Linked DNA regions of Homo sapiens: region 2 is linked to region 1. A link is a loop called in an ENCODE intact Hi-C map of the cell type or tissue named here. Cell type or tissue: heart right ventricle. All regions are shown on one strand. Each heading gives the region's core, and the rest is flanking DNA. Links, peaks and the distances in the headings are about the cores only.

The links. A loop is a pair of places that touch in the nucleus more often than their neighbours do. Peaks named below come from ENCODE experiments on the same cell type or tissue, not always from the same donor. Only the 100,000 strongest peaks of a DNase experiment are listed, where the experiment ranks them.
Region 2: a loop joins it to region 1, with 2.6 times the contacts of the local background. A loop is called at or near these places in 5 of 110 quality-filtered maps.

What each region holds. Positions count from the first base shown.
Region 1 is chr2:221,515,652-221,520,651 of GRCh38, forward strand. All of the region lies in intron 3 of EPHA4 (EPH receptor A4), which reads right to left. Among named protein-coding and RNA genes, the nearest start is that of EPHA4, 54 kb to the right of the region's middle. RefSeq lists enhancers at 1,515-2,714, 1,688-2,189, 2,038-2,332, 2,190-2,689. In heart right ventricle, for the core only: no CTCF peak of the experiment used is centred there; a DNase peak (open chromatin) is centred at 2,239; H3K27ac peaks cover 2,064 bases.
Region 2 is chr2:221,230,689-221,238,735 of GRCh38, forward strand. No RefSeq gene overlaps it. Among named protein-coding and RNA genes, the nearest start is that of EPHA4, 340 kb to the right of the region's middle. In heart right ventricle, for the core only: no CTCF peak of the experiment used is centred there; no DNase peak of the experiment used is centred there; H3K27ac peaks cover 1,749 bases.

The DNA.
Region 1 (5,000 bases), core at 1-5,000:
GAGAAGTTTTTAAAAATTAGCTGGGCATAGTGGCATGCACCTGTAGTCCCAGCTACTGGGGAGGCTGAGGTGGGAGGATCCTTTGAGCCCAGGAGGTCAAGGCCTCAGTGAGCCGTGATTGTGCCACTGCACTCAGCCTGGGCAACGGAGCAAGACCCTGTCTCAAAAATAATAATAATAAAAGACATAGATCTCTTTTGTGTCTGGAAAGCAGACCATAAGAAGATCTACATTTTATTTTTTAAAATAGGATTTTTTCCCCCTAGCCTTGAGGCAGGATCATTTCTAAAGAGGCTCAGATTTGAAGGGAAAAAAAAAAAAAAAGATGAAGTCATAAATCCTTCCCCCAGGAAAAGAAAGAAAAACAAAACATAGCATTAAAAATTTTGGCAGATGGATGATCACCTTCATGTTTTCCTCAAGGCTGTGTTAAGGTTACATTTCTCCTGTCAAAAACACAACCAGGAATCCGTTCCCTGCTATGTAGAAGTGGAGGAAGTGAATGGCTGAAATACAATGACTGAGAAGAGGCCAGGCTCTGTGAAAAGGGGACCTGGATTCCATTCCTAACATTTAACAATTTAAGGTTTCTAGGGGTCAGTTTCCTCTAAGAGTACCAGACTAAATAATTTAAAATATCTCTTTTTAATCCTCAAAAATTCCAAGTCTATACGGTTCCCATGATCTGATAGATTCAATGATTTTTTTTTTTTTTTTTTTTGAGACGCAGTCTTGCTCTGTCCTGTAGGCTGGAGTGCAGAGGCACGATCTCGGCTCACTGCAACCTCCGCCTCTCAGGTTCAAGTGATTCTCTTGCCTCTGCCTCCCAAGTAGCTGGGATTAGAGGCGTCCGCCGCGACCCCTGGTTAATATTTGTATTTTTAGTAGAAATGGGGTTTTACCATGTTGGTCAGGCTGGTCTTGAACTCCTGACCTCAGGTGATCGGCCCGCCTCGGCCCAAAGTGCTGGGATCACAGGGGTGAGCCACCATGCCCGACCTAGATTCAGTGATTCTCAAATAACCTAGGATGCTCTGATAAACCCCAAAGTCACTTACAATTCAGTTCAAATGCCATTGAGCACATTAGTCCAGCACGTTTATCTTTCCTTCCAGGACTGGTGCAGACTCATTTATGGAGCTCAGGAACTGAGCTCCAACACTTTCTCAGCCCTAGGACTGTGAGCAAGGTCCTTTTTTTTCCCCAAATAAATCCACCCCTCCAAACTGTTTATTGAAATTTCTCTTACCTGTCTTAGCAGAGATTCCCAAGCACTCCTGTGCTCTTTTTGTCACTTATTAAAAATCAGATCAGAAAAAAGAGGGAAACAAATGTCTTTGCTCTATGGTGTGAAGGTTCATTCATCCACATGTATTGCTGAGCGCTCCTACGTGTGCCTGACATAGGGAAGGGATGACTGGCACGGCCTGTGTTTCCACAGAGCACATATTCTACTGGCAGGGATAGAACTGTACAGGAGAATAAACCTGGTAATATGAGAGACTGAGGATGGGGCTGGGAAGGTGGTTCATAGGGGATCTCAATTAATAAAGGGCCAGCAATTGTGAACATTACATGGGAAAGCATGCCAGGAAGAAGAGAAAGTTGCAGAAGGCCTACAGTAGGCATGTATTAGACAGACAGAAGATTACTGATGCTAGGAAATGTTGCAAGAGGCATGCCAAGATTGAGATCAGAGTGGTCATCCTGAGCCCACAGGCCCTTAACTCAGTGAGGAGTTTAGTTTTTATTCTCAGTCTGGCAATATGATTTGATACAAATTGTCAAAAGATTCATTTGGCTGCTGGTAGAACGTGGATGACAGGAAGTATGATTAGAAGCAGGGGACCTGTAAGGAGGCCCTTGAGATCCAGCAGAGAGGGCATGGCCACCTGGACCAGGGTGGAGGAGGGCGAGCCGGGAGTCGAGAGTTCCAAGTAAGTGACATAAAGGACTAACTCTGCTCTTCCTCACAGTTGCAGGGCATTTTTTTTTTTTAAGTGGACTTAAGATTCCAAACAAGTGACATACAAAGCAAATTTTGATTTTCCCCTTGGCTGTATCCTTCCAAATGAGTCATGTCTGCATCTACTTAAGCAGACTGGGACACCACTTCCCAGCTCAAGAATGCCACCCGCATGTGCTATCACAACAGCTTTGATGAGGCTTGGCCACCAGGCCCTGGGTCCTGACCACTTGCAAGTGGGCCACACCTTGATAGCAGCTGCATGACAGCACCCACTAACTTGAGGAAGCCAGCCGAGGGGCCAGCTTCCTGAGCGTGATTCAAACCGGAACTAAGGGTGCAGCTGACAAGAGTTTGTCAACAGCCATTGAAGTAAGTGAGTTATGAGGTTTCAGGTTGACATTAGGTAGCTGCTGGTGTGGGCAGCGCAGTGTTGTTTTACAACTGAGGTCTTTACTTTCCTGTTTCCTCCCAGAACAGAATTTCATCTAATTGGGAGGCAGAAAATAGGTAGCTGGTTTTCAGGAAAACTGAGAAATTGAGTGGATTTATTCAGATCTGAAACTGTTCATGCTTCCCCCTCCCCACTCCATGGCTTCTGTGGTTAAGAGCTCAGTCCTTATCCTCCAATGCAAAATGGTCCTCACCTCCAGCTTGTAAGAAACAAGAATCCTCTCCTGATGCCTGTAGTCTAGGTTAGGAAATCTCTCTTCCCTAGACCCCGCTCTTTACCCGCTCCTGCTGCACAACTGTAATCCAGTCATGAACTGTGTGTTTTGAGGTTTCATGTCTATCACCCTTTGCAGAACACACTCTCAGATCCATAGCAGCTGCAAATACGCCCATCCTGTTTACTATTACATCTCTAACATTTGGTAACCTGTAACCTGTAACGATGGCTACTCACCACAAATATGTAGACTAAGTATACGAATGAATGAATGAATGATGACACAGTTGCCTTTAGCATCTAAATGTCTAGACACAGAAAGCAACTCAGACCACTCCTTGCTGTGAACCAAGCTGTACGAAGATCATTTCAGATTTACTTTTCTTTTTCTGTTCCTATGTTTTCTGTTTCTATGTTTCTTGCCATTGTGACTTACATTTCCCTTCAAACAGCCTTGCAACATTATGGGCTTGGCTGAAGCTTGCCAAAAAGGAAACAGCACAATCCTAACACGGGTAAGCAAGCAGGTCTGCTGATAATACTTAAAAGGTGGGAGGAGCAGGGGAGGCAGAATTGTAATGCTCTCTTGCTTGGGAGCACTTGTCTCCCAGAGGAAGGGTTAGATCACTCAACAAAATATGAAACCAGAGAGCAGAGTAGTTTTGAAAAGTTAAAATATTTAGATATGAATAATTTTCAGAGGAAAGATAGCAGTAAAGGTTGGAGGGGTGGGGCTGGTGCAAGAAGAAATAAATCTTATCAAAGGCAGCCTTGGGAGCTCAGGCAGATAGGATAAGAGATAAGTCCCTTTGCAGAGTTAGTCACACCCTCCCACATACAATTCACTTGGCAAAGGTTCCTTTACTAACAAAGCAGGTGCATGTTTTAACCAAAAAACAGTGCAGTGCAACAGCTAGGGTGGCTATAAATGTAGTTTTAAACACTTTTTTTTTAAAGCAGGATATAACAAAACATCGTCTATAGGAAATCTGAAAATATAGGGTCTTATGGCCACAAAGCAAGTCCAAGTTTTCTCGTCGAACTTTAAATGATGGACAGTTTCTGAAAAGGGGCATTTGGACCTTAAGTCGGAGACAACAGAGCTGACATTCCTCCCAAAGCTCTGTGGAGTGGAAAACAGATGGTGATTCCAAAGCAAGAATCTGAGGAAAGGAGCCAGGTTGAGATGAGAAAGGGGCAATTAACAGTGAGAAAACCCAGTTCCTTTCCTTCAGCTCTTCAGACGAATCCAACAGAACTTCTTTTCCTCTGCTCCAGTTATTAGGTTGGTACAAAAGTCATTGCGATCTTTGCCATTACTTTCAATGGCAAAAACCGCAATTACCTTTGCAACAACCAACCTAATGTAAGGACATGCTACCTGGGAGACTCTGCTCATGGATGATATTAATGTTTCTGCCTCTGCCACTCAAAGTCAGCCCTACAAGTTACTATCCCCTAGCAAGGGAGCTACTCAGGGTTTAGAAACAAAGAACATTAAAAAGGCCTGTACATAGTGGTAGAATAACCAAATCAGCCTTTCAAATGCAAGGCAAAGAAGCATTCTATACTCACAGCCCAAATAAACAAAAGCAGTTTACCTCCAATGCAACCTAGAGTCCTAGCCTCGCCCTTTCTCTCCCTCTGGACTGAGACCTCTTTATTTCCTCTGTAGTTTCTCGGTGTCTCTTCTTTTCTCTTTTGCTTCCTCTCCCATTTCGTTTACTGACCATTATCAAAATTTAAAATTAACTTTTAAACACCCATTTTGTGTAATTTTTAAAAAGTATGATGTTCATGCTGATCATGTCATTCCTGTATTGAAAATCTCTCAATGATCCCCACTGTATATACCACAGGATTCAACCAGAAGAACAGAGAAGCTCAAAGCCTCTCATAGCCAGCCCCAATTTGTCCCTCAAACATCCTGCACTTCAATCAAACCAGACAGAGTACCAGTTGTTCTCACTTGGATTGTTCTTTAAACACTTCCCATCACCTACAAATAATGAAATTTTATCTTCTCTTCACAGCCTAAAATCAGCCAGTACCTTTTCTATCAAGCATTGCTACACTGGGGAATCAGAATTCAAATGTTTTCTGTATACACAGCACTTCTGTATACAAACACATATATGTGTCTTTGAACATATATTTATTTACTTTATTATCCAGTAGGCAACTGGTAGACCCAGAGTGTAAGACTTATTTCCTCTAACCACACACACACACACACACACACACACACACACACACAGAGAGAGAGAGAGAGAGCAAGAGGGGGGAGAGAGAGAGAGAGAGAAACACAGACAGTGCCTATTATCTTATCTTAAATATAATAGATGTATCTTTAGGAAGCAGAAG
Region 2 (8,047 bases), core at 1,381-6,380, 280 kb before region 1:
AAAATATGGTGTATGTACACATGGAATACTACACAGACATAAAAAAGAACAAAATCATGTCCTTTGTAGCAACATGTATGCAGCTGGAAGCCATTACTGAGTGAGTTAATGCAGAAACAGAAAACCAAATTTCTCATATTCTCACTTATAAATGGGAAGCTAAACATTGAGTACCCATGGGCATAAAGATAGCAACAACAGACACTGAGGACTATTAGAGGGGAGGAAGAGAAAGGAGCAAGGGTTGAAAAACTAACTCTTGGGTACTATGCTCACTATCTGGGTGACAGGATCATTCATATCCCAAACCTCAGCATCATGCAGTATACCCACGTAACAAAGCTGCATATGTACCCCTGGAATCTAAAATAAAAGTTGAAATTATGAAAAATAAAAAAAAGTTACAGATATTCTAATAAAGAAATATGAATTTATAAAAATAAAATAAAATAAGCATGAGATCAAAATGAGACAAGTACATAGGCGAAACCATACAACTGATGTGTGTGCTATGGAAGCATCACAGACTTAGCCCTTGATTTTTTATCTGCCAACTGAAGGGAAAATCTAGGGTACATAATTCATTGCATCCCTAAGATAAAAAAGAATCATTTTCCAGGTGGCTTACACACATTCTTGATATGAAGATTGTCCAAGGATTTTACTCTAATAAATCATAAAGATAAAAGAATGCCACATAGTCAAGAATACCCTTAACAAAAATGTAACAATGAACTTAATAGGCCTGTTTTGATCATGACTTTTCATATAACTTGATAGCATGCCACTAAAATAGAATTTAAGAACAGCAATTTTGCAAGAGACCAACCAAATGTGCTTTCTACTGATCTGGTTAAGTTATAATTTTAATATCTAAATCCAGAAATCTTTGAATATTGATTTAGTATGTAGGTAACTACTGAGTGGCTACAAGCTTAAGACTATTCACTAGCAAGTATTTGGAATGCATTACTTTCTGTTGCCAGGCATAGATAAATCTGCATGCGTTGACAGTCAACCTGATTAAAATAAGGGTGAATTTCAGTCTGGCTTTTGAAGCCCATGGCTGCAGCTAAGAGGCCAGCATTCTTCCTTCCCACTAGCAGGGCTACGACATTCAACTTCTACCTTCTCTGTAAAACACGAAGTGTATGACATGTCCCAGTTTTTCTTTTGTTTTATTTTCAATTCACTCCTACATCCAATGGAACTTTACTTTTCAAAACAACAGAATATAATAATTTGACATTACGGAAATGTATTATTAAGAAGTTTAGTTGCATCAGGAGAGTCACCCAATCAAGGAAGTTAACAAAAGCATTTGTGAATCCAGGTCGCTTCTCTCTCTAGCCTAGAGCTTTTGAGTTTGGGTTTATGAATCCTCATAGGCCAATTAGCTTAGCTGGTTAGAGCCTGGTGCTAATGATGCTAAGGTCAGAGAGTTGGTCCTCTGGGAGTCAGTGCACTTTGAGTAGAAAAAAATAGCACAAAATCATTTCCACAGCCATACCTTGGACCTTTAACCAAAGTCATCCATCTCTCAAAGCCTCATTCTTAATCCCAACTGAGACTAGATAGGAGCGCGTGGCTGGCTCAAGGCCACTTTTCACTAATATCTGATTTTCTGATGGTGGGCTACTTCTAAAAAGAAGAAATTTTATGACTTCTGCCTTTTAGTCAAATTAGATATGCTGTTTCCATGCCAAATATACATTGATTTTTCCAAGTTAATTTCTACTCAATTCAACAGAGATAATGAAATCCAGATGTAAGAAGGCAAATACTAACATTTATTGAACATCTATTCTGTCAGGCACTTTTGGATACCTTATATACATGAAATTATTTAATACTCACATCAACCCTTCTGGAGAATGGACATACATGTGCATATAAATAATTATGTAAATAAATATAAATAACTCTAAAACTGGGTTTCGTGTATTGGAATCAGACAGACTTGAATTTAGTTCCCAATCCCTTAATAACTATAGTGTTAGGTAACCTTATGTGAGGTTTTTTTTTTTTTTTTGGTAGGTAAATGGGGGATATTAATAATACCTATCTCACATCATAAAGATAATGTTAAAATTAAATGGAAGGATATACACTAAATTTTTAGCATAGTACCTAGGATACAGAAGTATTCAAGAGAGAAGGGAAGAGACAAGAAGAGAGGGGAGGGGAGGGGAGGGGAGGGAAGAGGAGGGGAGGGAAGGGAAGGGAAGGGAAGACTCAAGTAACTGAGTTTTTCCATGTTCTTGTACCTTGAGAGTGAGACAACAATATTTTAATAAATATTAACAAATCAATAGATTTGTTTTTTTCTGTAAAGGGTAAGATAGCAAATATTTCTGACACCCGCATCCCCAACCCCAACAACTACTCAAGTCCACCAAGAAGCAGCTGTAGACAAACAAATGGGCATGGCTGTGCTCCAATAAAACCTTACCAAAAGCAGCAGAAAGCCAGATTTGTCCCACAGGCCATAGTTTGCCAGCCAACCCTTGGTCTAAAACTGTTTTATGCTCTTTGGTTACAAATTAATAAACTACTAAATTTAACTTTGCAAAGTGAGACTTTTCAATTCTGAATGAGCTTTAATGTTGCATTACTGTTAATTTTCTATTGCTATCTTTCAAAGCTTCTTTGTTCAGCTAAATTTGACCATAATTACAATGTTGTTAGAAATGAACAAAGAAGTAGGGAACAAGATAAGTTTAAAAGAATTTACCAGGAAGAAGAAATCTCAGCATACATCATTTCTTATATATCAGATTATTTAAAATTAATAAATCAACACAAAGGATTTGGATTTTGAAATTAGGTACTTCAGAGTACATAGTTCATCTTATTTCTAGAAAAAATCATTGCTTGTATAGGGGTTATGGAAATCTCTGGATTTTTCCTGCCACCTAAACATTCTGAGGCCCAAGCGCTAGTATCTGTCCTCTGCAGGAGAATATTCTCAGCCTCATTGGCAAGATTGTAGTTCTGAGTCTGACATTCAAGTCTTTAATCCATTTTGAGCTGATGTTTGTATAAGAAGGGTCTAACTTTATTCTTCTGCAAATGGATATTCAGTTTTCCCCAAGTCATTTGCTGGAGAAACTGTCTTTTCCCCAGTGTATGTTCTTGGCACCTTTATCCAAAATCTGTTGGCTGTAAATATATGGGTTTATTTCTGGGTTCTCTATCCTGTTCTTTTAGCCTATGTGTCTGTTTTTATGCCAGTACCAGACTGTTTGGGTTACTATAGCTTTATAGTATATTTTGAAGTCAGGTAGTGTGATGCCTTAAGATTTGTTCTTTTCACTCACGCTTGCTATGGCTATTCAAGGTTTTTGTGGTTCCATGTGAATTTCAGAATGCACATAAATATTCTGAGGTATTATCTTAACTGATTTATAACTTATTTACAAAAGGACATAATTTTTAATACTCTTTTCTGGTCTTGATACAAAGAGTTTCCACTAAAGATAAGAAGTGGTCATTCATTAAATAAAATGTTTCAAAGTCCAATAAATCCTAACATCATTTAACTTAGCATGTGTAAGCCACGTTTGCATCAGTTAGAAAAATGGTGGATGCTTTACACAAAGAGGGAAATCTTGCAAAGAAAGAAGAGGAAAATGCCAGGGCCTTTGTCAATATTTTGATAAAACACATAAAAATAGAATAATTTTATTTTGTTTCATCTGTTTCCGTTTGGTCTGCCTCTTATATCAAATACATTTTGCACCTCCGAGCTCAGTGACTACTCAGTGATTTTTATTTTGTTATTATTTTCTTTTTCTACTTAAGTCTGGAATATTTTGAAAGAAGAATGTTGGCTACTTCCTAACTTAGACTACCCTAATAGGGCCACAAGATTCATACAAGAAAAGATTTTGCCATTTCTTTCTATAAATCTCTGACATCACCCCAAAACTCAGGTGAAGATTTCATTGTGCGCTATCTGCTAAGAATGACACCATATTTGTATCACTGTGATTTCTGTTCCCTGGTTCAACTGATTAGAAATAGGTGAGAATGAGTCTATCCTCTCCCCACTGTCTCACAGCTATGTGGTGAAGAACATCTGCTTTCTTCTCCCTCTCACATGTGTTTAGGCAATGCTAGAATATTTCTCCTTACTTGTGACAACTTCAGTTTCTTAGCATCCAGGAGAAATATTATTTTAAAATAATAAAATACCAGTTTTAGAGAAGAATGGCTAAAAAATTAAACACTTAAGATGGGAGTAATTTCTGGCAAGTCCATTCATTCATTCATTGCATCTGAATATACATATTCTGTCTCCCCAAACTCAAGACCTCACTGAGAACGTTCCATTTAGCAAACTCTATATAATGACATCTAAGAGGAGTCCCACTAATCAGTTTCCAGTTCCAAAGGGTCAGCACAATCCAATTATTCTGAAAATCTGGTAAGTGCAACACATAAGAAACTTTTTACCATTTCATGTGCATCATATGGCACTGCCAAAATGCTTTGGCAAATTTGCTTATGGATTATTTAAAAAATCAAATTTGTTTGGCATTATTAATATCTAACAAAGAAATACCATTGTTCAAAGGAATGGAACAGCATGTCTCTTCACCTTCAACTCAAAAACAGAAATATGACTTGGGTCAGTGGACATTTACAGGAAGGTAACAAACCTGGTTGAGAGAAACATGCTATATTTTTCCAAAATGTCAGCCATGTGGATGGCAAGTGAAATAGGCCTAAGACTTGAAAGAACTTTGACTTCATCCAATGGAGATTAGACTCCAGGACAGTAAGATTTAAGATTAATGCTTATACTTCTTTGAAGCCATTACATGTAGTTGCTTTGGCTAAGATATTAATATAAGTTAGGAGGATTATTAGAAACCAGTATAATTATATAATGTGCCTAGGCCCATAGGGCCATACAATTTTTTTATGATAAACATAGTGGTTGACATTTAAATTGTTTTCTTTTCAAAGCCAACCTTATATTTAATATCTTATTTAGTCTACTTGAACTTTGGGAAGCTGGTAGGTTGAACCTTAGTATTTCTACTTAATATATAAGAAAACTATTACCCAAGATGGTTCATACTACCTCTGTTCAGAGAAGTGGATAGTAACAGGATTCACATTTCAACCATTAAATCTTCCAAATTTAATTTTTTTTTCCAATAGCAAAAGTTGTGCCTTTTTAAACTAATGCTTAGAGGTGAGTCCTAATATTTTGCTGGTGATTCTTCTTCAAATAGTTTTTAATATTCACCTGACATTATCATTGTATAGGCAAAAACAATATACACAAGCACAAAGACCATGTCAAAGTCCAATACGCTACAAGAAGAAAGTGATTTCTTCATATTTTGAATTTTTCTTTGTCACTTTAAACTCTACAGCCACTGTGATTCTATGGAAACACACAAACAAGGGAAACCAAACAGGAAGCGCTCTATTTTCTTATTATCAGCAGGAAATTTAGCTCAGGAAGTACAATAAAACCTTGGCCATTCAGAATCCTTAGGGAATAGATCCTTCCAGAAAACCAAGCTTTGCAAATCTCTGAGGGCAAATCCCCTTAAGTCTTGAAAACAGGTTATTTAATTGTTTTGAATTGAAACATTTTGAAATGTACTAGGCATTCCCTGCATGTTTAACTGAATTAGTTATTTCTTGGTCAAAGATCTTTTAACGCAAATCATTTACTATATACTACCTAAATGCCCTTAGATTCAACCGCGGAATGTAAGAAGACTTCAACGATCAATTAAATCACCCAAGTTTGCATGTGTGTATATGTGTATGCATGCTAATTGTGTTTGCTTTTGGAAGATTTTCTGTCACTTTCCTTGCAATCAACTCTTGTTCATTCTTTAATAAGTAAACCCTCTTTCCCCTTTTAATTCGCAAAATTGAGTATAGATAACCAAGCCTGTTAAAATTGAGAATAGGCTACAGGTGGAAACCTGAGGTCTTCTATGTACAGCTAGAATATGGCTTTATCTCATGGACTCTGTGATACCTCAGTAAAATGAAAATCAAATAAGTATTCTTTATTTTGCAGTCTGGATCCAATTAGTGTTCTTAACTGTGTAGACACAGTCTAAGACAGAATGGTGTTAACAAATTTAAACATAATGGTTTATAATAATGGTACAATAGACATGCATGTGAATTCAATGATAGTTTGGGTCCTTGGGTTTAAGAAAATAAGCTCATATTCAAATTTTTCTTGGAATCAAAACTATCATAACTTGTAATTTTAAAACTACCAAGTTAAATTTCAGCAATTAATGCATTAATTCAGAAATATCTACTAAATGGTAATTATGTGCAGGCACTGCCTTGTGTTCAATGTACCAATAAATTGAGCCACATTGACATGTGTATTCTTAGCCAATTTTATTAGTTTGGCCATTATTTATAAACAATTTATTAATTTCATTAATTTAAGCTGTTATTTATTTAGTTATTCATGCAAGTGTCTTCTATTTGCAGAGATTATGCCAGATCTTGAGGAATTAATGGGAAACCAAAATAGATATGCCCCCAGCTTCTTATGCAGCCAGTGTATTCTTGGGGGAGTGAGACAATAAAATCATCAGCAAATATGTAAAAACACACTATGGTCAGGACAATGTACAGGAGGTAGAGAGGCTCATGAGAGCACATTCCTGAGCACTTGAGTGGGATGTCAGCGAGTCTCCTGCCAGATAGTCAAAGTTTAAGGTAAAAGTGAATGAGTTAACCAGGTAAAAGCAAAGACTCTGGGGCAGGGCTGGGATACATGTAGGGTACCCACAGAGGACTGCATGACTGAAGCTCAGAAACTGAGCAAGAGAATGGAGAAATGTGGAGACTTGAGGGGCTGGCCAGATGATAAAGAGCCTTATAAACCTTGTAGAATAGATTCTCTCAGAGATATTATTTTTAACCTACCTATGGGAACTTACTGAAGTAGTAACTTGTTTTCAAAGTGCAATAGAATAATTTCATATTAAAATATGAATGAATTTTACATTTTACATGAAATATAAAAGTAGAGAAACATGTATTGAAATGCCCTCCATGATCTCTTTAACCATTCCTGCATCCTACATGGATGTACCTTGATATGAACTCCTATACCTACTTCATTCAATACCATGCAACTTCAATTTCTGCTTTATGCTTTTCTGTGTTGCTTCCCATCTAGAAAAGTAATATAAGATGATCTCCAAAATACACTCAGTATCAAGTCAAGAGAGGGCTCATCTAGATAGAGCAGGAAGAGATCAAGAGCACCCCATCCTGACTGAAGGGGAAAGATACCAAAAGGACATGCCAAATTAAAGAATGATATGGAAATCTCTACAATGAGGGATTTCAGAAGAAAATGGAGCCATGGATTATGAGCTCAATTAAACTCTTGGAAAATATTATAGGTAAACATTTAATATATGTGTCAGAACACTTGGGGAAAAATTGTAGTGAGTACATAGAAAACTAAGAAAACATTTTAAAGATAATAATTCCCTTCAGGAAAAAGTAAAGAATTGTATAAAAAAAGGAAACAAAGTTGTAGTGTACCTCTTTGTTCAGGAGAGGCCACTTCATGTAAATATGTACAACTGGACACAAGAAGAGACTGAAAGTAGGGTGTGTGTACATGTGTGTGGTATAAGATAATTAAATCTTCATAAGCAGCTTATATATTCAATAGCTTATATATTGATAAAAATCACTATTAAATATTATTTCAGAATATAGATTTAACTTATATTATATTATTATAATACTTAATGTAATTAACCCAAAGAAGTGAAACTAGTAAGTATAGAAGGGAGAAGAGAGCTACTATTTTTGTTTATAAATTTTATAGGACAATTTGACATTTTAAGACATACGGATATGATGTTTTCATAAATATTAACTTTAAAAACAGGCATATGCATATATTTCTCAAATTATTTGAATTTATCTGATCAGTGGAAACTAGAATTTGGACTAGCATTTAGACAAAATTGAAAACAAGATAAGTCATTTTGGAAAGAGGGTACTGATATTTTCAAAGCTC